2 separate regions of the Homo sapiens genome follow, and region 2 is linked to region 1. The links are chromatin loops, found by intact Hi-C in ENCODE. Cell type or tissue: PC-3. All regions are shown on one strand.

Region 1 (2,500 bases):
GTACAGCTGTACAAAAATATTTTTTCTTTATGTCCTTATTCTAAAAGCTTTTTTATATTTTTAAAATTGATTTTTTTCTCTTTAAACTTCTGTGTTAAAACTAAGACACAGTCTCAAAACAAAAACAAAAACAAAAAACTAAGACACAATCACAAACATTAGCCGAGGCCTACAAAGGGTCAGGATCATCAGTATCGCTGTCTTTCACCTCCACATCTTGTCCCACTGGAAGGTCTTTAAGGTCAGTAACATGCATGCAGTTGTCATCTCCTATAAGAGTGTCTTCTTCTGGAATACCTCCTAAAGGACCTGCCTGAGGTGCTTCTTGAGAAGGTGTCATTCTTTTTAGAAATATTGATATGTCCATGGTGGTTTGCTAGTATTCTTGAATAATGTGCCCTGCTGTGACTTCACTAGTCTACAGGAATTTTTCATCTCCATTATATTCTTATGGGACGACTGTATATGCAGTCCGTCATTGACTGAAATGTTATGTGGTTCATGACTGTAGTTTATTCCCTATTTTTAGATATTTTGTTGTTTCCATCTCTTTGCTCAGTTAATTCTTCATGATTTTAAGTAAAAGGCCAACTGTGTGTGTCTTCTCAATCTTTTCCCCCCTAACAAATGAGAAATATGACACTCTTATCATTACAGTGGCTCAATAAGCCAGTGATTCTAAATGTATGTATATTATGTTGAACGACTTGAAATTGCCTTTTTTTTTTGTCTGTAGCAAATTTTTTACTATTGGCAATTTTATGTGGTTCAACCTAATAGCTTGAAAAAGATTTCTAGGTTATTCTGACCACCCTGCACCCCTGTCCCATCTCTCACTTCCCTGAGAATCTGCATTTAGAATAGTGAGCTGTTTCTGAAGCCTTTGGACTAAGCAACAATGTTGACAAACTTACCTTCCAGGAGTCTCTGATAAGCACAACATCCTGAAGACATATCCTTGTGTTGATGACATATGCAGAGAACTTTAACTATAGTGACTTGCATCTGTGTGTCAGTACGGTAGAGATAGACTTCTGAGTTTTCACCTAAGCTCTGCAAGAGAGCCTGATGGTCCTCTATCCTGGTTCCATATCTGTAGTGACTAGCTAAGGACAGTGGTGCCACCCAGTGGCACGTTATAGACAAGCTGCTGATGTTGCTTTAGCACTCTTCACTGCATCAAATTCTTTCCTTTCCCATCCCTTTCCCTTCCCCTTCCCTTCTTCCCTTCTTCCCTTCATCCCTCCTTCCCTCCCTTCCTTCCTCTCTCCCTTTCTTCCCTTCTCTCTTCTCTCCTCCTTCCCTCCCTCCCTTCTTCCTTTCTTTTTGTTTTCTTTCTTTTCTCAGGGTCTCACTCTGTCGCCCAGGCTGGAGTGCAGTGGCGTAATCTCAGCTCACTGCACCCTCCACCTCCCAGGCTCAAGCGATCCTCCCACCTCAGCCTCTGGAGTAGCTGAGACTACAGTCGTGTGCCACCACGGCCTGCAAATTTTTGTACAGACAAGGTTTCCCCATGTTGCCCAGGCTGGTCTGAAACCCCTGGGCTCACATGATCCGCCCACCTCAACCTCTTTAGTAGCTGGGACTACAGGCACATGCCATGGCAGCTGGCTTTCTTTTTCTTTCTTGCATACTCTTCCACATTCATGGTCTCATTTTCCTTTTATTTTCCCCACCTATGCCACTGGCACTTACGAGCTTCATTTCGGCCAGCTGATAATATTCAGGGACACTAGCCATATAATTTTGCTGTGATACCCTTATTTTAATAAAGCTTTGGAATATAGGATGTGAAATAGTAAGTGTAAACACACTGAACACACTGTCACTTACTCTGCTTATGAAGTCGTGGTTCTTACCCAGAATTGGCATCAAGTTTGTACTTGGTCAGAATATGGCACTTCTTGGCCAGGCATGGTGGCTTACCTCTGTAATCCCAGCACTTTGGGAGGCAGAGGTGGGAGGGTCGCTTGAGCCCAGAAGTTTTGAGACCAGCCTGGGCAAGATGGTGAGACCCTGTCTCTACAAAATTTTTAAAAATGAACCAGGCATGATGGCGAGTGCCTGTAGGCCCAGCTACTCAGGAGGCTGAGGTGGGAAGCTTGCTTGATCCCAGGAATTTGAGGCTGCAGTGAGCTGCGATTGTGCCACTGTGCTACAGCCTGGGCAACAGAGCAGGACCCCATCTCTTAAAAAAATGCCACTTCTCCTGTTCAATGATGAGACTCCTAATATATGAGAGGAGGCCCTCCTATGTATTTCAAATGTGGAGAGGCATATACTTCTACTCAGATTGAAAGATTTATCTTGGAAATCCTTTTTTGGTTTCCTTTCTACATAATATGACTTCTTATTTCATTCCAACTTAATTCCAAAAATATTTATCCAGCACCTACTGTGAACCAGTACTGTGCTAGGCCCCAGGTATTACAGTAGTTATCAAGACAGACATGACCTCTGCCTCTAAGGAGCTTAGAGCCTAGCAGGGGAACAGGAACTT
Region 2 (2,500 bases), 710 kb before region 1:
TGCTAATAAAAGAAATGTAAGAGAGGAACAGGAGGCATCTAACTGTGGGTGGTCAGAGAAGGCTCTTCTCAGGAGGTAACGTTAAGCTGAGACTGAAAGGTTAGGAAGGAGCCTTCCATGCCAAAAGCAAGAGGAAGGGCAGTCCAGGCAGGAGCACGAACAAAGGCCCTGGGGCGAGAAAAGACCGAGAATGTTGCAGAAATTGAAAGACCAGTGTGGCTGAGACACAGAGCCCTAGGAGGGAGGTAAAGCCGGCAGGATTAGTACATGCATTTTGAAGCTGAGGAAATGGAAAGCCCAGAGAGATGAATGGACTTACCCACAATGCCTTGCACAAGGTAGGCGCTCCATATGTTGTAGAATTCACAGTCAGTAGGGCGGGGCTGAGGCCCTTTGCCTTCCAAATCGGACTGAGATTTCCCACCACAACTAGGAATCAGCTACCCAGGGAGACTGAAACATACAGTCGTTTTTGTTGGTGAGTCATAGGCAATGCACATTAGAGTGTGGGGTCGAGTGGCCCCAGCTGCTGCCTGTGTGTGTAAAGGGCGGGGGTGGGCTCAGGCCGCGGCTGAAGCTTTTTAGCATGTTTATGATGAGCTGAAAGAACTCACTGCTTAATTTAAAATACGGCTCACACATACACATACAATTCAGCAGCTGGAGGAGCTGCCAGGAAATGAGAATAAGTGTAGAAAATTGGAGGATCAGGAATATCAGGTATTCGGCTCCGTTTCCCAGCTCCCATGCGCTGTCTCTGATCCCATAAGGTCCCATCTTCCCTAACAAACTCTGGGAGGTCAAGACATGGTTGGAGACCGTGGCAGTTTGGGGAAGGGAGGCCTGGCCAGAGCCCTTAATGCTAGCTACACTGATTGCCCCACCCGGCCTTAAGCTTGCCGGCCTTCCTCTCGTTCATGTTCCTTGAAATCTGACGGCTGGAAAAACTCATTTGGCCCTGATCACTAACTGCCTATGCTAGCTGCTGCTTTTCCTGATTGTGTGTATCTTGCCTCCTCAACCACACGGGGGCCATCGGCACACACTTGAGGAATTGAGTTGTTTTCTTTTGTATTCACCGCAGCTCTCAGCACAGTAGAATTTACACAGTGAGAGACTCGAGTGTGTTTGCTCATGGGTTGCAAGATAGTATCATTTGAAAAGCCTTTGGGGCAGAGTACCTGCTCTTAATTAAAAAAATAAGAACCTCAACTTGACAAAAATGTGTTAGACCATCAGGCGTATCTCTGGTTTCCTTCACATTGTTCCTCTACACCCAGAGTCCCCGGCCTGCATGCCGGATGAACCTACAGCCTCTCAATCAAAATGCTCCACAAGTCATCTCTTTGGGTTCTTTGCTCAGAATATCCCTTCTGACTGGGATGCCCTCTCTCCCAACTCTACCAATCATAACCCCATCTCACCCTTCAAGGCCAAATGTAAATGCCATCTCTGGCATGAAGCTTTTGCAGGCACAATTCATTGCTCTTGCCCCTGAACATGGCACCCTGTGTCTACCTCTTTTATGGTACAGGCTGGTGGACTGGAATGACCTGGTTTCAAATTCCAACTCCATCACTTCCCAAGGCTACCTCCGTTTTCTCTTCTAGAAAAAGGGATAACAACATCAGCCTCAATGGGATGTTGGAAGTTGCCAGTAAAATAATATCTGCAGCCTGCATAGCACAAGACTTGGCCTCCAGAGCTCAGTAAGTGTTTTTTGTCATCATCATCATCTTCATCACCTCTGGGGAGCAGAAGAATGTAATAGTTCCAGAACTGGTTTGGTCCATTCTTAAAAATGTGACCTTGGGCCAGTCTCTTCCACTCTGAGGCTCTGTTTCCTCATGTGTATAAAATGAAGTGATAATAGTTTACCCACCTCCATCACAAAACCTGCTGGGAAGATGCAAAGACATAATAATGTAGGCAAGGTAAACTGCTAAGCACAGGGCTTATCGCATAAAAAAAAAATGCTCATTTGCGTCTGCACACCCCTACAACCTAGAAAACTCCTTTAAGGGCACAGACAATATTTTACTTATCTTTGCATCTCTTGCTGCCTAGCCTAGCCCAGAACCTCTGCAGCTGGCAGACCCACAATAAATCATTGTTGAATTGAATTGAAAACCCAAACCAGATGTGCCTCCTCCCCTGTCAAATGAAGCTTTCAAGCTGGCAGGTTGGGCCTGCTGCCTCTTCACTCCCCCTCCCTCCAAGCTGAGCAGCCGCCATTGTCTAGGCCTGGCTCTGGGGAATGAGGCAGTGCCTGCCGAGAGGAGGGATTCAGAGTGGGTAAGGATAGATGGCACTAGGTGGGATGAGTGCGGTAGGGAAGAGCACTCTGTCTGTTCCTGATGACCCCAAACAGACTGCCTTTGAAGGGGGCTATCCTGAAGTCTCTGTCGAATGAAAAGTAGTGACAGTCCAAAAGCCCTTCGCCACCCAGCGCCTAGCTGTGGAGGAAACCCAGCTCTCCCCCAAAAACCGAAAATTGGAA

What was found. A loop is a pair of places that touch in the nucleus more often than their neighbours do. Peaks named below come from ENCODE experiments on the same cell type or tissue, not always from the same donor. Only the 100,000 strongest peaks of a DNase experiment are listed, where the experiment ranks them.
Region 2: it touches region 1 in a loop (8-fold over the local background); 4 of 110 quality-filtered maps call a loop at or near these places.

The regions. Positions count from the first base shown.
Region 1 is chrX:109,711,806-109,714,305 of GRCh38, reverse strand. All of the region lies in intron 1 of ACSL4 (acyl-CoA synthetase long chain family member 4), which reads left to right. Among named protein-coding and RNA genes, the nearest start is that of ACSL4, 20 kb to the left of the region's middle. In PC-3, a CTCF peak has its summit at 1,133 (motif pointing left); a DNase peak (open chromatin) is centred at 1,095; H3K27ac peaks cover 405 bases.
Region 2 is chrX:110,416,955-110,419,454 of GRCh38, reverse strand. The region is part of intron 1 of RTL9 (retrotransposon Gag like 9); the gene reads right to left. It also overlaps a transcript of AMMECR1 not described here. Among named protein-coding and RNA genes, the nearest start is that of RTL9, 59 kb to the right of the region's middle. RefSeq lists an enhancer at 627-1,127. In PC-3, a CTCF peak has its summit at 1,027; a DNase peak (open chromatin) is centred at 1,024; H3K4me3 peaks cover 309 bases; H3K27ac peaks cover 1,185 bases.